Linked DNA regions of Mus musculus: region 1 is linked to region 2. Evidence: chromatin loops called from intact Hi-C (ENCODE). Cell type or tissue: left cerebral cortex. All regions are shown on one strand. Each heading gives the region's core, and the rest is flanking DNA. Links, peaks and the distances in the headings are about the cores only.

Region 1 (15,434 bases), core at 2,348-10,347, 54 kb after region 2:
TTGGCTACAGACTTCACTGATTCTGGTAGCACAGCTCAGTCGGTGGGAAGAAAGGTTCGGTGGGGAAGGTTCCAGAAGCTCTAACCATAGGTATTTCTGGGCAGGGTCAGAGTGTTTGGGCTTGTGACTAGAGAATAGCCGTGAGTCCAGTGGGACAGTGTCAATATCTTCTGCTGGATTTAGGTCACAAGGCTGCTGAGACCATCAGAAACCACTTAGGGCTCTGCCCAATACACAAGGATCCTCCATGCTGCCTTGCACCCCAAGTCCTTTGTACCCACCATCTACTTGCTGTTTGGTTGGTTGTTTTCAAAATGTTGGGGATTGAACTTAGAGCTTTAGCCATCCCAACTAAGAGGTCTACCAACCTACACCCAAGTCCTCTAAATATACTGTCATAGCTCTGGCCTACAAGGGCTGATTCCCTGTGCTATAGGGGGTTCTTGCAGGTAGGAACAGATCTTCCTCTTGCCCTTGGGTCCCAGTGACTTATTGGTGTGATGTCTAGCTAAGCCAGAGCTCTTGATTACTACATTGCATGTGGCACATATATGTAGGGATGGGATCATTCTAACCAGGGTCAGGTGGCCTTCTGGAGACTATGGAATGAGCCCCTGGTTCCTACAGAGGCCTGAGAGGTGGGTCTCACAGCCTTGACTGAGCTCAGACAGTGCTGTGTTAAGCCAGCCTCACACCCATGGCTATATATGGCTAACTGCCCCTAATTGGATCCCTCCATCTAGGCACCTCAATGTTCATCCCTGAGATGTTTTCCCTTCCTGTAGCCTTCATGATAGCACGCTATTGGCTCTTTCCTCATCTCTAAAGTAAGAGACTCTTGATAGGCACGTGAAAGGTTTGTCATCTAGTCATTAGTCGTTAACACAAACAAACCTGAGATGAGACAGCACTTCAGAGAAGAGTGGGTGTTGGGACAAGGGGAGGCAGGACCCTCAGACACTTCGGAAGACTGCAAACTAGTGCAAGCCACTCTGGAAAGCAGTTTCTCCAAAAGTTCAACACAGGGCTGAGAGTTATGACTCAGAAAGTAAATGTACCTGCTTTACAAGCCTGATGTCCTGAGTTCAAATCCTGGAACCTGAAATAGAAGGAGAGCACCAACTCCCTAGAATTGTCTTTTGACCTCCACAAGTATGTGGCACGTATTCAACCATGCTCTCTCAGGCATACATTATTCTCTCTCTCTCTCTCATATATACATTACTATTACTACTTCTAGCAACAACAACAATAATAATAGACAAAATAATTTTTTAGAAAAGTTTAACAAAAAAAGCTACCATATGATTCAGCCACTCCTTGGTGTCGTCACCCAAGATGAAAGAAAGCATTTTTTATACAAAGGTTCCTGTGATGATTATAAACAGCATTGTTTATAATTCCTAAACCTGGAAATAGCCATCACTATGAATGGATAGACAAAATATAATGATATAGCCACACAATGGAATATTACTTAGCCATGAAGAGGACCCAAGATTCCCATTGCTTGAAGGCTGAGCTATAACAGTGTCATGCTAAGTAAAGGGTGCTGGCTGATATACTATTGGATTTGTAAGAAGTTTCCACAAAAGATATAGATATTGAGACAGCATATTACATGGCTAACTGCTCCCAATTGGACCCCTAATTAGTCACCTGAGGCTGAAGGTGAGAAAAAGGATCAATAGTAAAAAGGCCTGAGAAATCTTAAGTATGTTGAAGTCATCTAAAACTAAGGGTTGGTGCTACTGGGAAAAATTATTAATATTCACTAACTTTTATACTCAAAGTTTGTGAATTTTACAATGTGCAAAACATACCTTAGTGAGGTTTTTTTTTTTTGGAAAGATGAGATGTACATGGCTAATAAAACGTGCCAGCATCACACAGCTGTGCATGCACACATCACTGTACGCTGAGTGCTTTACTGCAGGTCAGGCACCACACTGATGAGCCAGCTGTAGTGAGTCAAGGTAGTTAAGTTAGATCTTGCTCTATGTGTGTGATGCATGGAGATGTTAAAGGACTGGCCCAAGGCTGCAGAGTGGTGGCAGGAGACTGGCAGAGTGACACTGTTCCATGTCTGCCTCATCCAGTGGGGATGATGGAGGCTCAGAGAGTGGCCATCAGGATTCACACTCAGTCAGGAGGCCCATGATTGTGTCTTGTCCTCTGTGTCCTAATGGTGTCACAAGTATTCTCTAATCTCTGCGGTGGTGACAATAATCAGAAGGCAGGATTTTCCGATTCCCACATTTTGTTTGTTTTATAAGACAGGTTCTTACTATGTAGCCCTGGCTGGCCTGGGTTTTGGTATGTAGGCCAGGCTAGTTTCTGCCTCCTTTATGCTAGGATTAAGAGTGTGAACCACCACATTCAGTTGCCTCACCTCCATTTTTGAGAATCAGTCACACTCCCTGGGCCCAGAGCCCATCTTGCTCCTAGTCTCTAGAAAGTAGGATTGTAGCCTCTGACTCTTCATTTTCTCTGTAATAGCATCATATCTGCTACTTCCAGATTGGTCAGTCCTCTCAGGGAAGCCATAGAGCATCCATTGCCACTGGATGGGGCTCATTTCAACCAGTGATAACTTCTCCATGAAAAAGCAGAGTTGCAAAGTCATTTGTGTGTTTTACCTTGATCGCTTGAGCACCTGCCATCCTTCATTGCAACAGCCCTGGGTACCCACTGTTCTTAAAATGAGAGTCATGTGGAGCAGACATGGACTTTACCTAAAACAAGAGCCAAATCCAAGCAGTCCCAGAGGAGCCTAGGAGAGCCCAGCCTGGCCACAGTGTGTTGAGTACAGAGACAATACTTGTTACCTGTCATCAGACTCGAGGGCTGTCTGCTGTGTGGCTGAGGTAATGGTAAATGCCCCGTTTATTACATGGTCTTTGCAATACTGCTTTCTCTCACTTCTGAGGCTCCAGTGCCCAGGATGGAGTCTTGGCTTTAATGGGAGGGACATCGAGGGTTTGTCGGCTGACTATGGAAAGTGTGTCTGAGGGCTATGCATGGGCTGCAAGCTCCTAACTCATCTCCCTCTCCCAAGGCTACCTCCAGAAAGGTTCCTCCCAGGTAGGGGCTTCCTGGATCTCTTCACCTATGGTGGTGTCTCAAAGCAAGCTGGGCCTCGTGCAGAGGGTAGGAAGCTGTGGGTTCCTGGAAGTATCGAGCCTTGGAAGGTATGAGTGGGTAAACCTAGCAGCCTCCTTGTTCATCAGCCCAGCTTCTCTGAAGCCTGCTCCAAGCAGCCCCACCATAGACTACAAATGAAGTCCTGCCTCAGTTGCCTGCAGGGTCGCCCCTGAGAGGTGCCCTCATCAGCTTCCTTCTTCTTTCCCCCTGACCTGTCTACTCTGCCTCTCTAGATCATCTCCCAAAAGAATCAATCACCAAGTGTAACTGAACGATTTTGCTTAAATCTTAGCAACCTGTTGTTCTAACATCAGAGATACAGTGTTTACTCCAGGGATATAGGACGTGCTCCCAGCTCCATATAAGACATGGAAACCAGCTGACTACATATTACAAAATACAGATGGAGTAGTTATTATAGGACAACCTGCAGCTGTCATCCTCTCAAGAGCCTGACTAAGGACTGGTGGCGCAGACATACACAGGTTCCTCAGAGCATGCTGGGAAGAGGCAAATTCCACACTTAGGCCAGCCTACTTCAGATTCCAGCTTTGCTCGTTCCAGCTGGACCTTGGGGAATGATGTTGCCCTTCTCTGAGCCCTGTGCGGTCAGACAGACTGTTTGCCAGCCTCACCCAGCTGTGGGGAAGGCAGGGCAGAGATGAAGGTAGAAACTCTCGGAAAACTGCCACGTCAGATCCCAACTCTGATGGAATGACGGTGACCAGTGGGGGCTGTGGAGTCTGCAGCTGAGCTCAGATATAGATGACAGGTGAAAAGTCACTTTGCCTCCCTGAGCCTGGTTACCCTGCCTGGAAAGTGTGGACAATAATCTCCACTAGGTAGAGTGCACATATTTGGTCGTTGGACCCCCTTTGTAGTATTAAAATGGTTATGAATCAGTGTCTATTAATATTGCTTAGTGGATTCATTATTAGCTAAGTGATATTTACTATAAAACATGAAAGTTAAAACTCAAAGCATTTACTGAGTTATTTTTAAGAAGACAAAGAACCCATTAGCTGTTCACATAAAAACAGAATCTTGGTCTGGAAAGAGAGCTTGCTACATGAGCCTGACCTGTCCCTGTAGAGGTGAAAGGAGACATGAATGCCATGCAGTTGCCTTCTGACCTTCACACATGTGCTGTGTCATGGCCTTCACCCTCCAGTAGTAGCAAATGAAGAAAAATACAAACAAGAACTTGGGGCTGGAGAGATAGCGCAATGATTAGCACTGGCTGCTCTTGCAGAAGACCCAGGTTGGGTTCCCAGCACCCACATGGCAGCTCGCACTATCTGAGACTCCAGGGCTCGGGGTACAGTGCCCTGTTTTTACTTCTGAGGGCTACTGCACACACATGATACACACATAAACTACAGGCATGCACACACACATAAACATGAAATTAAATAAATATTTTAAAAGCCCAACATAATCTTTATTAAAATGATTGTTTCCAAAAGAAAAATTTAAAGAGAAATGTGTTTTCATTTCATTTTTGAAGCTTGTGAGGAAGAAAGCTAGATCCTCTTGCTGGCTCTGGTCTTTAGTCTGCTGTGATAAACTGTTGATTGAACTCTGTGCAAAACATCTGGTCTCATGCAAATACACAGCTGGAAGAGGGAGGGCTTTGTCATAGTTTTAAACAAGATGATTGTATTATTTCTTGATCTTCCATCACAGCATGACAGGTAGGAGACTTTTTAAGAGGTTAGTTAAATGGAGGTTCCAGACCATACCATCTAAAAGTTTGGTGCTGGAAATTAAATCCAGGACCTTAAAGACACCAGACAAGTCTGCTACTGCTGAGAAACACACTAGCCCAGCTTGCTTGCGTGTACGTGTGTGTGTACACATATGTGTGTTTTTGTTGGAGACAGCCTTTGTGTTGTCTCTTGCAGCAGAAGAGCTCTGTGTACTTATCCCCCTGAGTCACCCAGCCTGTTAACAAAAAAAGCGTACAGAGGGGCGGCTAAATGCCTCAGCAGGTGAAGGTACTACAGCCAAACCTGGGAACCCGAGTTCAATCCTGGGATCCACAAGTTTGTGCTTTTGGCATCTGACATACACAAGCAGGCCATGAGCTGAGAGTTTAGTTGGTCCACTGAGTCAAGAGAAGCTCACAGGCTGAAGTCTATAAATCCAAAGAGGGAGGCCTTCTTAGTTAGGCCCAAAACTCAGAACCACACCAGGAATGTTCCTCCATTTGGCTCCCCTGGAACTAGAACCCACTAGTGTGACAACAAGGAATGTCCAGAGCCATAAATTATCTGCTCCATCGCATCAACAAGCTGATACTGAAGTAGGGTCTTGAAGGATGGATAGGAGTTTGACAGGCAGAGAATGGACCTTCTACGAAAATCAAATGTACGGAAGGAATGCAGCTAACTCGGGAGATTTGGTTAAACACTGAGGTGAAAACAGCTTCACCAATAGGTGATTACTCATCTAATCCCATGGTTGGCCAGATCCACAGATAGATGATCAAGGTTGGGAGGTACTGGTGGGAGGACAGTCATTGGTACCTTGCTTCTGAAGGACATACTTTGCTCCTGGGTCTTCTCTCTGTCTCTCTGTACCTGGTGTCCAGGACGCAAGCAGCTTTCCCTCGCTCTGGCCCTTCTGCCATGGTGTTTGTCTGGTAGCAATTTCCTCCGAATTGAAACATTCCACCACCTACCACCCACCATCCACCCTGAGGGAGGAGGCAGGCTAGTCAGATTCAAGAAGCTGTAAATCAGCTGAAATTTATAAGACACACAGGCCCCTTCCCAATGTTGTAGTCACACTCCCTTTGAGTCCCAGGCTATGGGGAGGGAGCAGGGGCGTTCATAGCAATGTGCTATCCTCATGAAACAATGGAGCAAGTTACCCAACTGTAACTGAGCCAAGATAAATCCTTCCTCTCTCAAGGTATTTTCTGAGATATTTTGCCAAAGAGATTTGTCAAGTTAGCTGGGCTCACCTGAAGCATACTCAGACACCTACACTAGCCCACAGTTCGAAGCTATCTCACACGCAGCCTGTTATAGAAGGAGGTGCTCCCTGTCTCACCAACTTTACTGAATCCTGCACTGAATTTGATGGCAGATGTGCACTCTGGTGCCATGGCAGGGGACAGCCACCATAAAGGAGCCATCTGTGTCAGTAACCATTCTCACTGCTGAGGCTTCCTTTCTATTCAGCCCAGGACCCTGGTCCAAAGAATGGAGCCACCCGCATGGGTCTTCCCGCCTCCATCAAACCTTCTGAAAAATCCCTCAGAGACAGACACAGAAGTGTGTCTCCTAAGCAATTCCAAATCCAGTCTGCTGGCCATGAAGATGAACTATCACATCATCTGCACCTGCTTAGCGCCTGTTGTATACAAGACAGAGGATGTCCACGTGTTTAAGATGATGGAGCAGCTCCTACCCCAGCTTTGAGGCGATCTGCATGGCCTTGGGCCAACCTTCCCTCCATTTTGGGTCTAAGTTTCTCCATTGGTAGCAAGTTCTGTTCGACTTAAAGGTCTTGGTCATCACACTCTGCCCATGTGCTCTGTCAGAGACCTACTCTTTGGTCCCAGACAAGCCCCTGCCCTCTCTCAACTCTAGTTTGCTCATCTGTAAAATGGGAGGTAGGGACAGCTTTCCCCCCGACCTATGAGCATGTGCCTTGCTCCCCACCTCCCTGCCCAGCCCAGGTTCCACAGTCCCTCAGCGTACTTAGCTTCTTCCACGAGGCTCATCAGGATGCAACATACTTTAAATAGCATCTGCATGACTGGCTGGGGTTTTTTTTTTTTTTTTTTTTTTTTTTCTTCCCAGAGAAGCTTTCTACAAAGTGTGCCAAGTGGCAGCTGTCAGGGCCGAGGTGGCATTTCCCTCAGTGATGCTGACAGCAGCTGTCCCGGCGCAGGCTGAATGGAATGGAAATGACATCATGTTTATTCAGGAAAGACGTTCCCAGGCCCAGATCAGTGTCAGCAAGATTCTGGGATGCAAGGAACGAACACTCGCCCGAGACCATCAGTCAGCGGGGCTCCTCTCTTGTTGCACACACGATGCTTCAAGCCATAAACACCTCACACACCAACGTGAACCATGCATGCTCCACCCTTTTACATTCATTTCTTGGAGACTTCCACGTGTACGACACCCCTCACACACATACTAACATGAGCCCCACACCCCACACATACACATCACACATATACACACAGTTCAAGCCACACCCTCTCACATTCAACACTCAAGGACCTCCATATACACCACATCCCTTACACAAACACATATCAACACAAGCATACACACCATACACAGCAACACAGTACGCAACACATCTCTCCACACTCAACACCCTCAACACCCACCTACACTGCCTACCCCCCATCTCACACATATGCAGATACACACACATGAGTCATATATCTCACATAATACACCCATACACAAACACACAATATAAACCATATACTTCATACATGCACATCTGAAAGGTGCATACCACACCCTATATACTCAACACCCACAGACTTCCACATACACCATACCCCTGGTACAGACCAGAACAGACTTCACACCTCACATATGTATCCCTGATGCACACTCTACATATTTCTCACATAAACACATGCCATCATGACACCCCCCCCCCCTACACACACATACCCCATAAACATAAATCACCAGAGGCTACATTACCATGGTATTATGGTAATATGCCATAGGGTCACAGACACAGACACACCCAGGTGACATACACAGATTATTGAGACCACTCACATTCTGCATTCAGAACCATGCCACTACCACACTCAGATGGGGGTTCTGCACAGGATGGAGAGAAACTCCAGCCCTAAAGATATCAGCGCTCTCTCTCTCTCTCTCTCTTCTGAGAGATGCCTACTGAACTACCCTGTCAGTCTTGGCTTATGTGAAGATTGAATGGTAGAGGTGATACCCTGTGCGAGAATAGCTTGAGCTAAATCCAGACCCCATTGCTCCTGCCACCTTCTAGGTATATGGATTACCTGTACTGAGCCCCTCGGTTCCCATGTCATTCAAACAAGAAGTGTTAGATACCTAGTGGCTCCCATGGGCTGGCTAGGTGGCTTCTGCCATGCTTTGAGACCTGTGGGACTGCATGAGGTTGTCGGTGAGTATGCTGTGGGCTGGGCCTGGCTCAGCATGAACAGTCCTCTGGTTCCACAACACAGGCCTGGCTATAACATGGAACATTGTGGGGATGAAGCAACAGAAGCTGAAGATGACTTATGCCTTAGCTTCCTGTCTCCTGTTTGTCAGAGTAAGTCCTAGGGCCAGCCCATGTTGGACTTGCGGCTGGCAGACACTTTTTACGTATCACTATTCCATCCTGCTGTGGAGCCCCATGGAAACACCCAGTCTCTCCCTGTGATGTTACAGCTATTGAGACATTACAAAGAAGAAGGAGGAGGAGGAGGAGGAGGAGGAGGAGGAGGAGGAGGAGGAGGAGGAGGAGGAGAAAGTCTTCTCTCTGTGTCTCTCTGTGTATGTGTGTCTCTCTCTTGTCTGTCTCCCTCCTCTCCCCTCTCCCTTTTCCCTCTCCTCTCCTCTCTCTCTTACTCTTGTTCTCTCTCTCACTCTTGTTCATTCTCTCTCTCTCTCTCTCTCTCTCTCTCTCTCTCTCATGCTGGGACCTGAAGCCAGTCCAGCATTGGGCTTCTAGTTAGCTCTACTGTAACCAAGCTATTGGGTTTTGCTGTTTCTCCTCTGCCCAGCTCCTCAGCTTTGATTCCACAACGTACCCCCCCCCCCAAAAAAAAGTCAACATGCGGTTCCTGACCTTAGACAATGAACTCGTGGCTGCCATTTGTGGAGCACTACTGTGTGCCAGGCACCTTCCTCACTTATGTCATTGAAACTCTCCATTGACCCCTTGAGGTACAGTCTCATTCCCATGTGATGAAAGGAGGCTCCCTCAAGGTCAAGCCTGAGGTGGTAGCACTCCAGGCTCCACTATATCCGGTCTCCCTGGATCAATACACATTCCAAGATGGCTGTCTGGCCCCACCTCTGACTGCGGGGTGACAGGAGAGCCAGGCAAGGTCTGGCGCTTCCGGGTGTGGGCTCTGATCATCCTTCACCACTCTTCGTTTGCTGAGGACGGTACAGAAGCACAGGACCTGGAATCAGGCAGACCTGTGTTTGACTTCTAACAATGCTGGACTTCCTCAGGCAAATGACTGAAGGTCTCAGTTACTGGAGCTAAATGGGAGAGTGGTATACCGCACAGGCTTGCTGTGAGGGTTCAGTGCTGCATTGTAAGCACATGGTGATGTGGGGGTTCAAAAAGGAAGCAAGACTGGCAAAACTACCACCGTGGTGAAAACTAGGGCACGGGGATTCATTATGCTATCCTATTTTTGTGTATCTTAAGGTTTTTCATAATAATTTTTTTCCTGCTGCCTTTCATGACACGTAGCTATGATTATAAGCAGGGCCTGTTCTTGGGAGGCTGGGGTGAGTGGGTGTGAGCAAGGGGTGGGGCTTCTCCACAGCCGATGGTGTCCTCTTCAGCCTGGAGGAGCCGGGGTTCTCCTTTAAGACCTATGTAGCTCTAAAGGACAGGCAGCTGTTGGGAGAACTCACAGCTTGGTCCTGGCTCTGCTCTCTTCCTTAGGCCACGGTCCTCTCTGGTGATGTCACTGCTTCTCACCAGGCCGGGTCCTCCCTTCGCACTGGATCACAGTGAAGAGGTGACATGAAGGAAAGTGTCATGCTTTGTTTTAACTTCTGCCCAATTTTTCTCTTTCTTTTGATGAAAAAAAAAAATCCTTTTGAATTATTACCCGTTGGCCCTTGCTGGTTTGTTTTAAATCAGTTGTTTGTTTGTTTCATTTTGTTTGATATTTTGTATCTAAGGCTAGCCTAAAACTGACTGTGTAGAGGAGGATGACCTGGAATTCCTTATCTTCCTGACTCCATCTTCTAAGTAGTAGCATTACAGGCACCCATGTTCAAACCCCACTTTTGCATTTTTTTTTGTCATTGTTTTCTTTTAAAAACAAAACAAAAGCAAAAACAAGCAAACAAACAAACCCCAACGACATGTCATTCAGGATGGCCGGACACTTGCTATGCATCTTAGGCTAGTCTCAAGCTGCTGGTCCTCACGATTCAGTGTCCCCAGTGCTGGGTGACAGGTGTGTTCTACCACACCTGGCATGTGAGTTTTCCACGAAAATATGTCTATTCAAATTGTTTACCCAATCTTTGACTTTCCATTTTTGAGTGAAGCATTTTTAAAAATACATTTTGGAAACATACCCTTTGTGAAATATAAGATTACAAATACTTTCTTCCGTTTCATATCCTTAAAGTTTTAAATTTCAATTGTTACTAGTAATTACTATTTAAGTGTTCATGTTATGGGGAAGGGTGTGATACTCCAACAACGGCTGTGTCATCATCACATCAGGGGCTGGGACCTGTCTGTCTCCAACATGACTCCTCAGTCAGTAGCAGGTCACTGTGAACTGTAATTGCCCCAATGTGCCTGCCATAGAGGCTGAAACTTGAGCCTCTTGTCTGTGCTTTGTGATCTATTGTCTAACATCTCTCTACCTCCCCCACCTTCCCAGCACCAGGAATCACCACTCCTGACAGTGCCTCCACACATGAGGGAGAATATTTTGTCTTTCTGTATCTGACTTACTGACTTTCTTCATGTGACATAATATCTTCCGGTTCTGCACATTTGCTGCAAATGACAGAACATCTTTTTTTTTTTATATAGCTAATGATGTTTCATCACACCTACATGTTTTCTTTATTCACTTATCCATTGATGGCATCTAGACTGATTCTGGATCTTTGCCATTGTGAACAGAGCAATATTGAACACAGGTGTGCTGGCATCTCTCCGATCTGCTGGCACCAAAATCAGTAGCTGGGTGGCTGCATCACATGGTACTTCTATTTCTGTAGTACTGTCCATAGTGTCTGTACCAATGTCCTCATAGGTGTACAAATCGTTCTTCCCCTCACATCCCCACCAATTTTTTTTTCTTTGAGACAGGGTCTCATTATGTAGCCTTTGCTAGCCCCGGCTAGGTGGGAACTCGCTATATAGACCAGGCTGGCCTCAAACTCATAGAGATCTGCCCAACTCTGCCTTCTGAGTGTTGGTACTAAGGGCCTGTGTCACCACACCCAGGCAGCATTTTTTAATAATGGCTGTTCTTAACTGGGCTGGTATCTCATTGTTGTTTGAACTTACATTTCTGTGAAGGCAAGGAGGTTTCTGTAAACTGTTGGCCATCTGTGTTCTGAATAGAAGTGTCTATTCAGAGCACTCTGTCTCCTGAGCCTGTCTGGATTTCACCATATCCTTAGCCCTGCTTAGTACTTAAAATTTCCCTGGAAGGTACCGATTGTGCATTCTTGAGCAAGAAACACAACCTCTGAGATTCGTTCAGGTAGGTAGTTCTGACATGAAGGAAGGGCAAGGTGCCCACTCTACCTCATTCAAAGGAGAAATGGATACAGAAAGCAAAGAAAAGTCGTCTTTTAAACACAGTTTCTAACAAGATTGTAATCAGGACCCTTCTTAAATTTACTTAAAACTGTTGGAGCTTGAAATGGTTTACTTGGTAAAGTGTTTGCCATGCCAACATCAGGACCTGACTTTGGATTTCCAGCATCCATGTAAAAAAAAGCCAGGTTTGTATGTGCACATCTGTAATCTCAGCCCTGAGCAAGAGGGGACAGGAGGATTCCTGGGGTTCACTGCCAGACAAAGCTAATACAAGGGCAGCAAAGAATAAAGATAGCTTTACACAGAAATAAGTAATTCATGGGACAGAGATAATATTGGAGGATTAAAATTAGCATTGGAAACTGCAGAGATGGCTCAGTGGCTAAAGTAAGCAGACTTGAGTTTGGATCTTCAGCACCTGCATGAATGATGAGAAGATGTGATGGTCTGCCTGGAATTCCAGCCTTGAAGGATGGATGCAAGAGATCTTGGGTTGCATAGCTATCAAACAAGCTAAATTAGGAAGATCTGTGTTTGAGTGAAAGACCCCCAACTCAAAGTATAAGATAGAGGCAAGATCAAGGGAAAAAAATCTCAACATTGACCTCAGTCCTCCACATGCACACAATTGTGTGCCCCAAACAAGCAAACACAAACACAATACACGATAACACACACACACACTCATGTACACATGTAGGGTTATGGAACATACCTTCTAGAACACAGAGCTAGATGAAAAAGAACTAGAAAATTTACTGAAGGTTGAGATCTTTATGCACCACCCCAAGTCCTAGAACAGACAAGGGGAATTAAAGGGAGCGAGGGGATAGACAGAAACAAACAAAAACAGCAGCAGCAGTCTTACTGGATGTTTACATAGGGGAGCCACCAAGTACCCAGCACATACTCATTTAGACACATCATGAAATAGCCAGGTAAAAAGATCCAAATGCCATTCAGAGAGAAAGCTCAGTCTACCGACACAGAACCAGAATCACGCTACCACAGCCTTTCTACTCAGAACACCAGGCTGGCCTCAAACTCACAGAGATCTGCCTGCTTCTGCCTCCCCAGTGCTGGGATTAATGGTATGTGCCACCACGCCCATCAGGGGGTATTTTTAAAGATTCAACAGTTTACAGAACCCAATTTCTGTCTGGCCTGTGACATTAGCTTCTGCTGTGTCCCCTGCAGGCTCTTATTTTGAGTGCTGTATGCGGATGCTGTGGGCCTTTAGCAGGGTCTATACAGTGCAAAGAGGTTATTAGGGGTGGACCTACGTCTTAAAGGTTATTCCTAGTCTCCTTTCTGTCTTCTGTATTTAGATATAAAGAGCCTCTACTGTTCCAGCCAACATGACTGGTGTGGCCCCACCATGCCACACTGTGACAAACAACCACTCTGAAACTATGACTCTCACGTGTGTCTGCCAGGTGTTTTGCTCACAATGATGAAGAAGTAACTAATGAATGCATGGCCCCCTACCCTAGCACACACGCATGCATGCACAGAGAGAGAGAGAGAGAGAGAGAGAGAGAGAGAGAGAGAGAGAGAGAATTAAGAATCATGCTAGCAAAATAAGTCAATCAAGAAAGAATAAAATTGGCCCTGGAATGTCAGATCCAATCCAAGACTATAGTGCCTTTAATTCCCAGGGTTACAGACACTGAGAACAGGTTAGTGAACCGTCTGTCTGGAGAGAGAAAGGAGGTGGAAGGGAAATTTCTGAGGATCTGGTAATTTGACTGGAGGAGGGATGAGACATTTTAAAAGTTTGAAAATATAGTAAAGTGTGCATTAAAGATGGCTCAGTGATGATTGATTCTGATCTTGGGACCCATATGGTGAAAGGAAAGAACTGACTCATGCAAATTGTCCTCTGGCCTCAATGCCTGTACTGCAGCACACACACACACACACACACACACACACACCACCACCACCACCACCACACATACCACACACACACCCCACCTACCCCCCTTACCATACAAACACACCACACCACACACACACACCCCACCCTACTCCCCCACACCACACACACACACACACACACACACATGCACGCGCATGCGTGCAGGAACACACCACATCCCCCTCACACACCTCCACCACACCACACCACACACATCCCACACACACACCCACACCTACACACACACCATTCAAAAGGGATCATTTAGCCAGTGTGGTAGCTCGATCCTGTGATCCAGAACTCAGGAGGCTGAGGCAGGAAAACTGTCATGAGTTCAAATTCAGTCTGAGTCACATAGTGAGCTTCGGGCAAACTACATTCAAGACTCCATCTTAAGATAAAAGAATCAAAGATTATAACTGACAGGAAGGAGAACACCAGCATAGCGATGGAAGCCTTGTAGGGCCACCATGATTCCTGGTTGTCAAGTGCTGCCATGTAACCACACCCGTCTGTCGAATCTCCCCTCTGCCTTTGACAGCTCTCTACTTTGGGGACACACACTTAATAACAGCCTCCCTCAGCCTCTGTTTTCTCTCCTGTAAAGGGGACTGGGCACAGTTTTTACCCAGCTAGCTTATGATGTGACTCCAGGGCCTGCTTCCCCCGCCCGAGTTCTTTTCCTCCATCCTAGACAAATAAATATGTGGAATCTGAGGTGTAAGACTGGTTTTAAAGAATTCAGTTGGAAAAGAAAAAATTCCTCAGTTCCCAAGAAACATTCTTTACAGGACATCAGTGAGGGGGTGTTTTGCCTCTGTGTGGCTCTGTCTTCTGAGGAATAATGTGTGAGTGTGAAGAAATGTGTGAGTAAGTGTGAGTGCGTGAGTGTGTAGGGAGTGCCTATGAGCATGGTATGGAGGCTTCTTTCTACAAGTGTGTGAGAATATGTGTGTAAACTCATAGATGCCTGTGAGCATGAGTGTGTGTGAGTGTATGAGCCACAAGGGTGCCTGTGAACACCCTGTGTGTGCACATGGGCATCTGTTGTATGTGTGTATATACCTGTTACCAAGAGTGTGTGTTCACGTAGTACCTGTGAGCATGGTGTGTACACACATAGGTGCCTGTAATCGCATGTGTGTTCATGTGTGTGTTTGTGTGCGCACATGGGTGCCTGTGGGCGTGCAAGGTGAGTGTGTACATGTGTGTGTCTCACCGCCTGCTGGTCCTTCTTTCATAGTTGGGGAGGGAGTGTCAGTTGGAAGCTACCGTGCAGCAAGCCTCTCGCTGGAAGCGGAGGGCAAGAGGGTGACTGCTTAATGACTAGATGTTAAATGTTCCAAACAATTTATACATTTAGAATCCTAAGTTTTCAAAACTCAGCCCGCCGCGCTGTTCTGCAGATCTTGTTTATAACACATTCTGCTAAAATTATCCCGGTGCCTCCTGCGCTGCCTGTGGCACAGATGCTGCGGAACCTGAAGCTGTCTGGATTCCAGAGACTCCTGCCCAAGCTATTTGCGTTCTCCGTAAATGAAACGTGAAACTGAAGAACCGTGGCTCAGAGGATTTTTATAAATATATGCCTAATCTTCACGGCGGGCACTGGGGTTCAAGTTTTATTTATGTGTGTTTTTGCCTCTGAGGGCCCCAAGGGACTTGTTTTCCCTTGTGTCTGCAAGGGCTTCTCTCTGTTGAAGGAGGAGGAGCCAGGGTAGAGCCCAGCTTGATTCCTAAGGACTCTGCCCCTGTCCAGGAAAGGGATTTGAGCTCTGCTGTTTATGTTCAGCGATTCTTAACACAACCTCAAGCCTCACCTTGCCTCATCTGAGCAATGGGAACAGTCCTCATTCACATTGGG
Region 2 (15,434 bases), core at 3,235-11,234:
GAGCTGCCTTCATCTTGGCTGGATCTGGGGCTCAAACGATGTCACTGGGGCTCCTTTTGCTCCGTGGCGAAGCCTTCTGCTGCGCTGGCTTTGGTCTCAGAATCCCCATGGTCCTGAGATTGTGACAGCAGCCCCAAAGCCTAAATCCTGTCAGATTAGAGACCCGCAGAAAGGATTAAAGACCTCTCCCAGGTCCTCAAGCCCAAACCCTGGATCAGCTCCCATTGGGTAGAATTATCATCCCTTCTCCAATCACTGTAGCCACTAGAGTGGGATGCACTGATTGGCTTGGGTCGCATGTTCCCTCCCATATCATGGAGGACTTGCCTCTATCAAAAGCATGTGGACTGAGGGAGGAAAGGAGGGAAGGAGTAAAACCTCATACAAAAAGGTCACACTTCTCACTTTTAGGTATAACAAATGCATTGGAAGCAATATTAAAAATAATAAAGTTTAAAAACAACCAACTGTGTTCCCCCCCCCCATGTTCTCCGATGTTCTTTAGTAAAAGGATCATGATACAAGTTCCCCATCTCTACTCAACTGCCACTTCAATTTTGCTCAATCTCCCAAGCTGTGTCTTGCCATTTGTCCACATAGGTACTTTTGCCTACCTTTTTTTTTTTCCTTTCTCCTTCCCTTTACCCTTATCTAATTTTGACTTCTTCCAGAATTTACTTGACAGGAGTATTCATCTCCATGCTGGGCCTCAAAACATCCTGAAATTCATCTATTATGACCCTTGCTTGTTGGACTGAACTCACTGTTCAGGACCAATTTTCTCTGCTGAATCATGCCCCAGCAAAGCATGAATTCACTTAAGTTTATTTAACAAACATATAAAGCCTATTCCAAAAGCTGAACACCATTCTGAGCCTTTGCAAACATGAACTCTTTTTTTTTTTTTTTTTTTTTTTTTTTTTTTTTTTTTAAAGATTTATTTATTTATTATATGTAAGTACACTGTAGCTGTCTTCAGACACACCAGAAGAGGGAGTCAGATCTCATTACGGATGGTTGTGAGCCACCATGTGGTTGCTGGGATTTGAACTTCTGACCTTCGGAAGAGCAGTCGGGTGCTCTTACCCACTGAGCCATCTCACCAGCCCCAACATGAACTCTTTTAAGCTGGACATGATGACATATGTCTGTTACCCTGTCTGTATTTAGAAGAATGAAGGATTGTGAGGATGAGGCCAGACCGAGCTACATAGCAAGGCCCTATAGATAGATAGACACTAGATAGATAGATCCTTATGGTAAGCATATGCAGTCACTTCTATTATTAAATGTGACTTAAAGATGAGGAAACTAGGGCACAGCAACACTAGAGCTAATTCTTCAGTGTATTTCCTATGAAAAGCTCAAGGCTAAGCACAAGTTAGATATTTAAAAGACAAAACAATGTGTGTGGTGCATTGGTAGAGTGTTGCCTAGCATATACAAGGCCTTGGTTTGACCCCAGCACCCACACAGAACCAAAAAAAAATTTAATGTTTTTCAGGTTGGCTCCTCTGTCTGTTTGCAGTCTCAGAGGAGGTGTCTGCATCTTTAGAGTTTTCCACTTTTCAACTTCTGGGGACTGAAAAAAGGGTGTGGTCAAGGCAACATAGGGGGTTTTCAATGCAAGCTGGCCTCTCTCTGGTTCTGCTGTCATATCCACATGCCTTGAGGAAAGGCCCCAGTATAGGGCCTCTGTGAGGTATATGCTCCTGTCTCTTCACTTAGGGATCCTTAGCATCCCTCTGTGGTCTCATCCCCAGAAGTCAGGTGCCTGCCTGGACTCCTGAGGACTCTGGGATTTTGAGACTTCCTGAGCTCTGTCTCCATTTGCCTCCATTTGTGCAGAGCCACCTGCTTCTTTCCTCCCCTCACTCCCAGGGAGTACAGGGGATGCCTCAGTTTCTCTTTCTTCTCATGGTCCTTTCTATTTCCATTTCTTTCTTTCTCCTAGACTCCATCTGCCTGTCCTTCTTCTCTACTACATCCCCTGGGGTGTGTCTTTCTCTGTGTCCTTGGCAGAGCTGTTGTCTGTCTGTCTCTCAACTCAACTTGCTCTTTTCATGGTTACCTGGCATGTCCAGGAATGAGCACGGGATTTCTTGCTGCCTTAACAGAATGAGAGAATCCTTCTGTGGCAGGGCAGCTTCTGAGCCCTTCTACCCATGACATCCCTCCTGAGAGCTACCCACTAGCTCCCATTGCTCCTTAGAGCCCCTTTGCCCAACCAGGGGGCAAGAACCCTTAGGGCCACATTGGCAGGGTGTCTGTCTGTTGCCCCAAGGACCAGGTCTCTGTGGCTTCTCTTAATGAACCAGCCTTCGGTGGCACATTCATTATTCCTGTTCAGTCGCTTCGAGTCAAAACTGATTAGTTACACTTACCGTCGCAAGATGTAATGATTTTATTGTTTATCTTCAATTTATTTTGATTAACATCTCCGTTCTTTTCATTGCAAGTGCAATTAGGTGCAATCTAACAGCGACTACTTTAATTTTGTTGAAATTAAGATGAATAAGTGACGGCTTATGGTGCTTTGTTTAACAAATAAATCATAGTTAAGAGGAGTGTATTAGTAATAAATGGGGGGGGGGAGACAGCTTAATTAAAATTCACGGAGCCAGCCTCTTGATGAACATCCAAAAACCAAATCTGGATTCCAAAAATCAGAAGAAGCTGAGGGTTAGAAAGACCCTTGCTGCCTCTGGACATGAGGATCAGAAGATGACAGACTGATCCCGGTTTTGAAGCTGCTGCTGAGAAAAAAAAACACGCAGAATATTATGATCCTCCTAAGAAGGTCCCACTTTGTTTCTAGGGGAAACTAGGAAGAAGCAGATGTGGGGCGGGGGAAAAGAGGCCCTATCACCCACTAAGAAACCAAGGGCAGTCCACATCCTGATTCCCTTCTGGAGACCACTATAAGCAGGGGACAGGTCCCCGCCCCCATCTGTGTGTACGGGGAGGGCCAGGTCACCCAGCCTGGGGAGTCCCTCCAAAGCCCAGACCCCAGGGCAAGTGAGCTCTCCTCCCCGCTGGGCTGAGAGGGACTTCCCCATCTCTTGATTTGGAAACAAAGTGCAGAAAGTCAGCCCTGGAAAGTTTCCCCGTGTGAAGTTTAAAAGCGCCTGTGCCGGAGAGGCCGGCTTTGAAGCAGCTCGCGGGCCCCTCGGCAGGCTCCTGCGAGTCAGAGGGCCGGCCTTGCCTCAGATCCGCCGTGCCTGCCTCCGCAGGGCTGGGAAATGGGAATTGTTTTTAAGTTGAAAAATTACTTGCTAAAGGAGCTAACTCCTTTACCACCGCCCTTCTTTTGTTCTCAGCTGTCTCCTTCTTCGCTCTGCCTTCTCTTTCTTTGCTTCTTCCTTTTAGCGGAAAAAGAACCAGCAGGCCCGAGTTCAAACCCTAGAACAGGCCGTGTGACTCTGGGCCAGGGGGGTTCACCTTTCTGGACCCTAGCCGTTTATCAGAAAAGGGATGGTAACCGTGCCCAAGAGGCAGGGACGACTTGAAGACCGGCAGGTTACTGCAGGAAAGTGCCTGACACCTACTTACCTGGCACAGAAGAGCTCCAGAACTCTATAGACCTTTCTGCCTGCTGCTTGCTTCTCCACAGGTCTCCTGCTCCGGGGCTCATTTGAGTTCTGCTTTCTTCTCTCAACGCTCTGAATGGAAGGAAGCTTTATTTTGTTTCCATCCTCCCAGTAGGTGTTACTGAGTGTCTGCCTTGCACTGGGTGTGTGCTACTCTCTGGTAAGTAAACCAATTCTCAAGACAGGCTTACCCTCAGATAACTTCCAGTCTCAAGCACTCTATGAGACTTCCTCATAGATGTCCTGTGTTCCAAAGTGTCTATAATTGTTTTTGTGAGTGCAGGAACAATGGCCAATGCATAGCCTGGCACACAGCAGAGGATCCCTGGCCATTGGTACAGCTCCTATGTGCCTGACTTGATGACACAGAGAACTAACCCTGAATATGTACTCTTAGGATGGTCACTTGGGTAGAGAAAGTGGTGGCACCTTGAGATAGAGAGTGTTTGAGATAGGCCGGTGGAGAACTAGAAAGACTAAAGGCAAAAGTATGTCTTTGCCTAGACCTGGCTTCTTCCAGTACAGAAACATGAAACCGTGACTGAACTGGTAGATTAATATGAGTAGTTCCCACCACTGAGGTCCAGAGTTCTACAGATGCATTGGGCCTGCCCCCTCAGCCTGGATCACTTCTTCAGCCCCATTCTCCTCCCACACACCCCAGTCTCGCTGGGGGCATTCTGGCCTTGGCGATTCTGTCTCTGCGCATTCCACAGCTTTCCCCCATTCCTTTAGTAACCCCTTCTAGTTGACTACATTCTACTCTACCCCCTCAGGTCTCTGCTTTTATGATCACACCTTGAGAAAGTCCTTCCTGATCCCATCCCACTTCCAAACCACTTTCCCAGAATACTTGATCTCACCACACTCATCTGCTATCATGATATGCAGTATCCCTGCATGTCAGCCTGCCTCCCCAACTAGAAGCCAGGGCATAAAGCAGAAACCATCCCTGCTTGTGAATTGCCGTCTCTCCCAAAGAACCTGAATAAAAGCTAGGGCAGAGTGGAAACCTCCATGGACTGACACTTTAGACAAACCACGAATAATCTAACTCACAACTCTGAAAGGAAAACTGGCAATTGTTTCTATTTCCTAGACCCAAGAAGCAAGCTTGGAGTGGTGTTTCCTGCCCAAGTAAGTGATCTTGAACTCACTACTGTTTGACTCTGAAGACTCAGTCTAGGAAACACCTCTTGGTGCTTAAAAGCCAATCATGGGGCCTAGTAAGGAAAATCCAGCAGGTGACCACCTGGGATATCAGACCCAGCTCTGGACTGTGCCCAACCAAAATCTGGAGTAGGCATTAAGAAACCACAGTCACGATTCAGGAGAGGCTTTGGAGACCCCAGAAGAAATCACCCTTGACACTCCCTGCTAAATTGGTCTCAGGGTGCCTTGGTCGCCAAGCAGCTGCCACTGTGGCTGCTGCATTTGCAAATGTGTGAGGTTCAGAAGGGGATCCAGAGCCACTGGCACATCCTGCTTCCATACCCTGCTTCACAACCTTCCTTATTTATTAGCCTGTATTAAAGATAATGAAACTGCAACGGGGTAGGGGGTGTGTGACTTGTCCGAAGTCCCAGGGCAGGGAAACGACTTGAGTTGAATTCTGGGGACCTCTGCTTCAAACAGGAATAGGAAAGAACAACCAATCTTTCTGAGCAGAGGGAAAAAGGGGTAGTGAGTGGCAGGGGACCGACGGGGCGGGGGGGGGGGGGCGTAGAAATGAGAGGGAGGGAGAAAATGGTGAGAATGAGCGAGGAGCGAGGGGTAAGAGAGGCAGCCCCACCTTGGGAAAGAGAGGCGCAGCAAGGAAGAGCTGGAGACGCAGGGAGGGATCCGGGGAGGACAGCAGACAAGAAGATCGACAGACACCGGGGATGGAGGGAGACGGAGGGGGGCGGGCCGAGCCAAACGGGGAGCGGAGCGGGCGAAGCCAGTGACGGGGCGGGAGCGGGGGCGGGGGTGGGTGGCAGCGAGGAGCCCAGCGGGCGCGGGACGGCGGCGGGCGGGGCGCCCAGGCCAGGACGCTGCGGCGCGGTCGCCTCCTCCCGGCGCTCCCGCCAGCCCGGCCGCCCCCGCCCGCGCCCGCAGCCTAATGACCGCGGCCGGCCCTAGCCCACTGGAGGCGACCGTCAGCTGGCAGCTCGGGGCTCACGGGGACCGCGTGCCGCAGTCAGGGTGGCAACTCCCGGGACTCCACGGACCCTGATTGATTTGTCAGCTCAGGCGAGCCAGCAGCCACTCCGATCCCTGAGCGGCCCGGACTCCCGGGCCGGCCCCTCAGGCTGGAGCGCCCTACTGGCCCCAGGAGGGAGCCCCTGGTCCCCCGACCCGCGCCCCGGCGCCCCTCCCCGGCCCCCTGCGGGCATCGCCAGGCCCCAGGGCTGCCATCCGCCCCGTCCCCTCCTCAGGGCACCGTGCCAGCCCCTCCAGCGTTCACCCTGCTGCTGCCCCCCAGTCCCGCACCGCTGCCCCCTGCGCCCTGGCCCTGGCCCGGGGCCGCCCGCAGAGCCGGCCACACCCGCTGCCGAGGGCTCACGAAGGTAAGAGGCGCCGGGACTGGGAGGGCTGCGCGTAGGGCACGGGGCTGGGCCACCGCGGGCACCCGCAGGTCGTCACTGAAGCTGCGGCTGCCACCCAGCCTGGAACTTGCAAGGGCCGGTCAGGGATATGAGATGAATTGTGGATTGAGACCCTAGAAGGAACTGGGTAATAGTTACCAGTCTTCCAGTCCTGGGCGAGGAGAGTCTGGCTTTTGGATACGGAGTTCTAGTATCCATTTCTTTTAAGGAATTCTCTCTCACTATCCTCTTTCAGTCTCTAAACATCATTTCCTGATGTCTCTTTAGAGGAATCATCCCATTTCATCCCCTTTTCCTGAACAAGAAATAGGTTTCTATTCGTCTTCCCAAACAAGCCTATTTTCTCTTTCAATTTAGAAGAGGTTGTTCCCTCTTTCTCACTCCTCAATTTACAAAGATTTTCTCTCTACCCACAATTTACAACCATCGAAGTCCAGTAGCACCCTCCCATTGAAGGAGCTTTTCTGTTGTCCCTTTCCCCCACTTAATTATGTGCAGTTCTTTAACTCAGGACAGGAGACCTGGTGTTTTTACTGGTGTGGAGGCAACGCAGAGATACTTCTCACTCAAAGCTGGGTACCACAAGTCCATCTCTGCCAGAGCGAAGACAGCTGCCCAGTCCCAGTCAGGTGCATGAGTATTTGTTTCCAAGGGGCAAGAAGGAAAGACCTTACCCTCGAACAAAGAATTAAGGCTAAGGGAGACTATTTTAGCATCTTCCATGGTAGAAGACTCTCAGCCTCTGAACAGGGGGTCACATCTCGCTTTCCTCCTGCACCTCCTTAACTTTAAAGTACTTTAATGAACACACAGAGAGAAATCATTTGTTTTTCACTGCGTGGTGAGCAGTCTACAAAGAGAAATAGGAAAGGAGGGAGAAAGCCTTAACTCTGATCCCCGCAATTAGTTCCCTGGGATGAGGGGGGAGCAACCCGGGAGCCTCAGTTCTTCAGACACAAAAGCATTTAGATCGCTTTAGACCGGTTAATCCTGAGTCTGGCTCGGGTCTCTTTTGTTTCCCAACTCCATTGTGGGTTTTGTGCAGTTTCTCTCTGTTCGAGTGATTGACTAGCCAATGGATGGTAATTATCCAAATGTCCCCTCTGTCCTTTGACTGACTTCTCTGTATTATGGGCAACTGTCATGCATTCTGTCATTCCATATCATATTACACGTATTATCATATGAAGTCCTCCTCCTTTAAAGGAGGGAGCCTTGGCCCAGATGCTGCTGCTTTTAGAAGGAAGGGCCCCCGAATAATTTGTGCTGGGCACAGTGTGCAATACAGGACAGGGGACTCCGGAGATGGGAGGTTCTGCAGGTAATTTTTTTTTCCTAGCTGGGGGTAGGGGTGGTCTCTGGGGTTAAGGTTCTAAGGACTTGTGCTGGGAACTTGGAGTAGGTTTACCAGATGTATTTTTTGGATCAGATCTCTAGAGTTATTTGAATGGGTCTGTAGGTTCCCTTATGGAGAAACTTAGAATCAGTTCTTTGAGCCCTGGATATGAGAAAATTCTATATAACTGGTTCCTTTTGGGGTAACCTATATCATAGTGGTACATGCTCAGGAAACCAGCCCTTGGGATTCTAAAATGCACTTTGTACCTGTGACCCTTTACAGGACAAGTCCTTGGACCCTTGCCCCAGTTTGCTGCCAAGCAGATTGGGTATTGAGGAACCCAGATGTATATATTTCATACTACCACATACTAATACTAAAGCTTTGAGAAGAAACCAGCATTTTTTTTTTTTTTTGGCAATGCTTTTGCACAGTAAACTTAGTGCCCCTTGGTGCAATTGTGTGTGCCATCACTTAAGAGGAAGGCAGGATTTATAACAAGAAGGCTTTGCAGACAGAGACTCTGGGGTCCTCTGAATCTGTGGGCAGAAGTAAGCCTTTCTTCTGCTAAAATGTGAAAAAAGTATTTTATTATTGCAATGGATATGAAGTGCTGCCCAGATGTACAGTCTCGCAGTCAATTACCTTGTTCTTCATCAAATATATGAGCATTAATTCTCCAGGAAGGAGGTGTGTGTGTGTGTGTGTGTGTGTGTGTGTGTGTGTGTGTGTGTGTGTGTTTCTTTCTCCCTCTCCCTCCTCTCTCTCTCTCTCTCTCTCTCTCTCTCTCTCTCTCTCTCTGTGTGTGTGTGTGTGTGTGTGTGTGTGTGTAAATGAATGGATAGATGAATGCAGGAGAGAGAACAACTCACATTCTTTTTAAGACCACAGGCAGACTATTTTATGGGAAGCTTGATATACTGCAATAGATGCTTTGAATTTTTCAATGATCAAATATACATGATCAAGCTGTGCATGTTAGGGTGGCGAGGTGTGCTGACGGTCAATGGTTATTGATCAGGCTGTTAAGTATTTCTGCTCAGTTTTAGAAATAAAGATAGATCCCAGATGATTTAAAGAATTGGATAACTAAGATACTAGCATTTGGTTTCTTTGGCAAAGAGAAATGAATGGCTGGTCAACTGAAAACATCCCTACCACTGTTTAACACCCATCTGAAAAGAAAGAAAGAAAGACCTTAGAAAATGAGAATTTTATTGCAGACATGTTCAAAAAACGATGTAAAAATATTCCAAATATCTTATCTGTAGTCTTCCCAGAGCAACCACTTTACTTGACCCAGCCTTGTTCACAGGCTCAGAGTTTACATCTGTCTGCATGGCCATTCATCTGTCACACACACACACACACACACACACACACACACACACACACATACACACACACCACAATTTTGCAACCAGTTTTGACCCACGCTGATTCACAACTGAAGAGATGCAGAGGGAACCATTTCTTGGGGTAGGATCTAAAGTCCTCCACCCATTCTGCTTAGGAACCAAGCTAACTGGCCACATGGCTTTCCCCCAATTAACTAATTTCTCATTAATCTAAAGATCTATTTAGAAGGTGTGGAGGGGGTGGAAGATAGAGGTTTAAAGATAATCTCTAATTGGTCTGGAAAATTTAGTCCATGATACCTAGAAACACCCCCTCCCTTTTCCTTCTTTCATCCCCATCTCTCTGGCTCCTTTTCCTATGTCTTTTCTCATTTTTCCTTCTAGAAATTAAAAGGTGAACTTGAAATGAAGGAGTTGCATTTCATCAGACACTGGGGTGGGGGGGGAAGGAAGTGAAAGTGAACTTTTAAATTTTTATTGTTAATAGCAATCTTATTCATAACCATCCAATTAGCTATTTTGTAAGAGACTCATATTCAGGAAAATCACCTCTCACGCAGATTGTGAAACTTAAGCATACAGACAGAATTGATAGTTGAGATTTATTTCAATACCTTAAAAAGACAGAATGTAGAGTTTTAGATATTTTTCTATTTGCAAAACATTCTTTTCAGCTATGTGCACCTCACCAGAGGAGCTCAGACATCCCTATTGACAAATCCTCCCTTGAGATGGAACCAAAATTGCCCCCCCCCCTCTCTCTCTCAAAAGAAAAAAAGTAGATCCATCCTGAAATGGATGAATCTGCTCTGATTGGGTGGACATGCCCTTTCACCTTATTGTGTCTGACCTATCACTTAATTAATCTCTCCCAGATGCAGAGCTGTTGACAATGCCAACGATAAGCAGTATTTGGAACAAAGCAGGAAGCTTTTAAAAGAACAAGCCACAGTGAGGTTTGAGGCTCTTAAAGATGTGTAAATCATCAGCTTTGGAAAGCCGAGTTTGTTAGAACATAGCTGAATGTCAGAAATGGTCCCATGTTTGCTGGAAACTTCCTGTGCCTTTCTTAAGCCACTGATGTCTATGTAGATTCATTTTCTGCCTCTCCCCTCTCTGTTCCTGCCTCACTTTCTTCTGCCTGTCCCTCTGTCTAGACTCAGACTCTCCCTGGCTAGTTTCCTAAAAACTGCCCTTTGCTTCTTAGCCTTGTATTGGGCTCTTCAGATCCTTTTTATACCATTAGAGCTATCAAGGTGGTCAGCTTCAGAGGCTTTGAGTGACAAAATATTGACCGCATTGGCTAGTACCTATGAACAAGTGTGCTGGAGGCACCTTGGTGACATGCAGGGGATAGTACATTAATTAAACAACTTGCTAATTGCTGTTTAAGTTACTATATAGAGAAAATAAAATGGGTTTATAAAAGATGACAATTTGAGGAATTCATAATTTTTTGCTGAAAAGGTTGTTCAAAAACAGGTCCCAGAAACTGCTTTTACTTGTCATCAACTATTCAGCCAAGCTTCAGTTAATGGTAATATATGGTCTGGGACCTTAGCTGGGCCTGACTGATGGAAGATCTTTGTTGAGTCTGGTGCAGGTGGCACTGTTTAATAAGCAAGGGAAGAGTGGGTAATGTAGTGCTTGCACAGAGAAGTAAATGCAAAATAGATCGCTCTAATTATGGCTGCCCACAGAAATGGATGCAAGCTGAACTGGTCAACTGATTGGGAAGTTTCAAACAGATCCAATTGTCCAGTGCCTTTACCCCACCCCCTCCCCTCCTCCTCCTCCTCCTCCCCTTCCTCCTCCTCCCCTTCCTCCTCTTCCTCTCTTCCTCCTCCTCTTCCTTTTTTTTTTCTTATTCACTTTTGAGGGCTGATACAGTTGTTTGAAAGTCAATTTGGAAGAGCTTGTATGACTCCAAACAAGCACAAATTAAAAACCTGAGTCTGCCAACCTACCAATGTCTGCCTTAACTGTCTAGGACCCCTTTATTGGAGGGTCAACGTCAGTGATAGTACGGGGCCATCTGAATACCTCTTCCTGCCAGAGATCCCCACAAGCTCATTGAAGACTAGTTTTCATATTTCATTGCAAAGTGTCAGAGATTTGTTTTTGTTTTGTTTTGTTTGAATCTCTTTATGCTTGAGAAAAAATGAGTCTATAGGAAATCAAAGTGTGAATACTTAAGCAAACAGAATTTCCCATATACCTGCAAGGGCTCTAATGATTTCCATTCATGCAAAGATAATCAATGGGACATTAGTTGTTTTAATTAATGGAAGAATTAAAAAAAATGTTGGGGGAGGGGGTGCCTAGAGGCTGGGCTTTAGCTGAAGCATCTGTGGGAAATGACTCATTTCTCACCTAAAGAGACAATGGCAACTTCCCTGGATAGCAATAAAGATTTGCCAATCAGACCCAGGGAAAAGTTGGACTGGGGATACTTACAGGTCTTTTGCTAAGAGCCCTGGATGAGATGATGGTCATGATGACTATTTCTCTCCCAAACTCACTATTCCTGTTGGAAGGTTGGAAATGTACCTGAACCTACACTAAAGAGAGGAAGCTTCTGGACTCCCGAGGAAGGTGTAATTTGAGTTGAAGCCTGGTATGATCTGTGATGGTAAAATCATATCAAGGCTGGAGAGCACAAAGCAGTGTCCCTTGGTTAGGATGACAGAAAGGATGGGTTTGAATGGATGTGCTAGGTGTGGGATGATTTATAACTAGCAGTAGGGTCTGTAAGTGGGTGCAGTCTTTTGGCCTTTGGTAGGGGATCCTGGGAGAAATTTTTTAAAAAATCCAGAATCTTGAGGCAAAACCTCTTTCTCTTCTATGGAAGTAGTTACCAAACCCACCTTCAGGCTAGTGAGCCATAGCTGGGCACCTCAATCTATTAATGCTGGTGTATGTGAAGCTCATAAAAGATTTATTAGAGAAACTTGTGTTCAAAATGGAGTTTAGGGTGTCTTGCATTCTGAGAAGGATAGTGGAGATGCCTTTGAATAAAGAAAGACTGGTGGGAAAATTTTCCAGTATCAAATGTATGCAATTAAAAGAGATGTCAGCCACCTGGTGGTTTTTCTACTTCCTCTCCCATCACCACCATCCCTACTTCCTCCTACAGAATCTTCCTGATTCTTATTTAAGAAACTAAGTTTTCCTATGTGGGAAAATTTATTGCTGTCTTTAATCTGAAAGACTGAAAGCAGGGGTTGCAAAATGTCCTTTTTAGGACTGGCTAAGTTAAAAAGAACTGACCCTCTAGATACAAGGTGTCCTTGTAGCATAAGAAATGCAAGGCCTCTTGTTGTAATATTCACTTTCCATTCCAGGGCAGTGTGTACCTTTTTGTGGAAATTAGCTGGAGGAAGGAGGAGAATGCAATTAGCTATTGTGTATTTTGTTGCGATTGTTCTTTAAGAATAATTTGATCTGACAGATTTATATTGTTGACAATGTGATTTGAGGAGGGTCCAGATACAAACTTTCCACACCCTAATCAATAATGGTAAATTGTTTTTGCTGAAGGTGAATAATCTCTGACCTAGAATTCATATTCCTTTTACCAATTCCCTGTAATAAAATTGAACATTTTGTCACCACTTTGAGAAACACTGCCAAACACCTTAAAACACATGTCACATGCCAGCAGCCCCTCATTTCTCTCCTCCGGGAGTTTCTACATCTGGAACCATAATCACAGATAAAAACCTTGACAAAATTGCATCTGAGCACATTCCTCTCCACAGCCCTTACTTTCTCATAACATTTAATACAATATTAATACCTGCTACCGAAAGGCAGGAGGGAGGAAAGGGCTGCCAACCTTCACATTTCCCGATGCATCATGTTCAAACCTGAAATTCACACTTCGTGTTTCATTTTAAGTTCAGTGCATTTAACAGGGCCCTAGAGAGAGAGAGAGCGGAGCCCTGGTTAGTTCCCCAACCTTCTCAGCTGACGCCCAGGGAGGCATTTTTTTTTTTCCGAATTGTTCAGATCGCTGCAGGGAGAAGAGGAGGAGGAATTGGGCTCCTGTCTGCCTGCCATGGGCCAAGCTACTTCTCTGTTCTAGTGTCACAGACACGGGACTCCTCTTGGAAATAATGAAGGTCCCACTGACTTGTACTGTCAATACTGGTGATCAGCAGATCTCTGTATGGTATGACCAAAACAATGAACAGATTTCATAGTGAAAGAGCCATGCCTGAGCACATTTGCTGCTGCAGAAAACCTCTCTCATCAATATAAAGCAGCCTTCCCTTGTCCAAACAAGGCCCGCAAGCCTTGTGGGGTGAAGACAGTCCTCCCTGAAGATGCAGGGCTCCTTGACTGTCTCTGTGACCCTCACCCCAGCTTCTCCTAGTGCTGTCTCCTCCCCACATTCCTTTTCCTGGTGGGGGAAAATCATTTCATTTTTCTGCTCTATAGGAAAGAAACAGGTTAGAAAGAAGGCAAAAGTGCAGGAACCATTCCCCAGTGGGGTCTCCTGGGGGCACATGGGGTAACCTGGAGACGGATTTTCAGATGCTGGTGGCTTTGTTCAGTTGATGCTCTCATAACAGATCAGGCCTCTTCCCACTTAAAATGTAAGCACCCAGGTTTCTGAAATGAGTAACCAGCATCAGTAACAGTAACAACACACACACACACACACACACACACACACACAGAGAGAGAGAGAGAGAGAGAGAGAGAGAGAGAGAATATTTATATAAGCAAGGAATGTAATTTGCTGAACGGTACAAGCAAACACAGAGAAGTTATGCTTTACGCGGGGGACAGGGGAAATAGTGGTGGGCCACTGGCTCTGTGACTGAAGTCAACAGCTTTAAGAAAACAGTCCTTTCCGTTGTGAGGCCAGGAAGAAATGTTGGCAGAGTCTCTTTCTCCCCCACAGTTGTTATTCGAGAGGTTTCCGGAACCCTAAACCCCAGCTTCATCCTCAGAGCTTGAGGCAATCCTTTAGTAGTACCACCGGAGCCCCAGGCAGGAGAGTCTGGGGCCAAAGGGTGGGGCGGTTCCCCTGCGCAGAGCCCTTCCAGGATGGCTCCCCAGTCCGAGGTTTGTTCTATCTGCCTTTCCCTCCGGGGAGACTCCAAAGGCTGTAGAAATCTGGGCGCCCGCTTGCTCGCTTGTCAAAAAGCAAACTGTCTTCACATACTCCAAGAGTAACATCCCTGCCTAGGAAGAGGAAGGAAAGAGGCAAAATAAATAAAACCAGTTAATGTTGTAGTTAACTTGCAAATCAAGTAAATCTGTTGGTGCCGTATTTGAGAAATAAACCACGAGAGCGTCACAGCAAACACACACTTCTGAACGTCTTCATTTTGATTTAATGGTATATCAGCGTCAACTATCGCTTCCTCTGCTGGTACACTCGGCCTGATGCCGCGGGAGGAGGGTGCCCATGTTTATCACCGAGTGAGATGACTAATTACACCTTGTCAATCACCGGCTATGAAGACATAAAACCAGCGCGCACAATGAAATAGTTGCCTGCAGCGTCAATTAGTTGGCGATTCCGAGGGTATTTGCGTGGCCCTGCTTTGGCCGCTCTAATAACGGGACAGAGCGCCGGGAACAGCGCGCAGATCAATCACCCTGGTTCCGCTGCGGCCGGCGCCCTCCTCCCCCCTTCTCCCCTCCTCCAGCCTGGCCTCACTTTCTCCCTGGGCTGGGCGCTTCCTCCCTCCGCGGCCCCGGCCGGGTGGCGCCGCCTGCCCCGGGAGCCCCGGGAAGTTTGCGCGCGGCATCTCCGCAGCCGGCAGCCGGGAGCCCCGCAGCCTTCGGGGAGCGCCAGGGCTGGTGGCCCTTTTGTTGGAGAAGGCGTGGAGGCGCGCTTTTGTTCTGAGTTAGTCACGGTGGCCGGCTGGAGGCTGCTACCTCATTATGCGGCGGGTCTGCTAGTCTGCGGGGAAGCAGATGGTAGGGAGGTAGGCAGTGGCTGCAGTGGCCAGACCTGAATCCCGTTCACCTGTCACCTTCCACAAAACACAGGGTACCCGGAACTGAGGGTGCTTTACCCCTGACAGGGGGAGAGGGTCGAGGACATTTGTGAATGTTTCAGTTACCTGTCCTAGCCTGATCCTCACCCCATCCCCACCCCACCCCCCTGCATTTCTCTAGGCTGCGTTTCCTCGCACTGTGTAAATGTCACTCACGTGTCAGGATCTGTGTTTACAGCCTGTTCCTCGCCTTGCCTAGTCTCCCAGGACAGGGCAAAGCGACGTCTCCCAATGATTAACAAACTTAGCGGCCTCTGAACCCTGGGCCGGGGTGCCCAGATGCCTCCCCGCGGCGGGATATGAGCTTGAGCCTCCAATAGACACTATTGCGTCCTAACCAGATGCGAGGAATAAATAGAGAAGTGCCCCATGGGGATCCCAACAGCCGGAAAGTTGAGGCCAAGGATGGGTGGGGACTGCCGGTCAGAGAGGTGGGTACCGAGTGGTGTACATCTCTTTATGGGTATAATTCCCTACCCTCTGGGCAGCTTTTAACAAGAATCACCAAGTATCCCCTCCCCAGCTCTGAAGGCAGCCCC

What was found. A loop is a pair of places that touch in the nucleus more often than their neighbours do. Peaks named below come from ENCODE experiments on the same cell type or tissue, not always from the same donor. Only the 100,000 strongest peaks of a DNase experiment are listed, where the experiment ranks them.
Region 1: a loop joins it to region 2, with 9 times the contacts of the local background. A loop is called at or near these places in 2 of 42 quality-filtered maps.

The regions. Positions count from the first base shown.
Region 1 is chr2:38,388,360-38,403,793 of GRCm38, forward strand. No RefSeq gene overlaps it. Among named protein-coding and RNA genes, the nearest start is that of Gm13584, 27 kb to the left of the region's middle. In left cerebral cortex, for the core only: no CTCF peak of the experiment used is centred there; DNase peaks (open chromatin) are centred at 6,622, 7,023 and 9,493.
Region 2 is chr2:38,333,667-38,349,100 of GRCm38, forward strand. It overlaps Gm46736 (a long non-coding RNA gene), which reads right to left and starts at 5,544. Exons shown (of 3, transcript XR_001783286.2): 1 at 5,383-5,544; 2 at 3,553-3,662; 3 at 1,605-2,753. It overlaps Gm27197 (a long non-coding RNA gene), which reads right to left. Exons shown (of 2, transcript XR_374289.3): 1 at 14,201-15,434; 2 at 12,640-14,071. It also overlaps a transcript of Lhx2 not described here. In left cerebral cortex, for the core only: no CTCF peak of the experiment used is centred there; DNase peaks (open chromatin) are centred at 5,474, 5,709, 6,301, 6,673 and 1 more place; H3K4me3 peaks cover 2,503 bases; H3K27ac peaks cover 1,170 bases.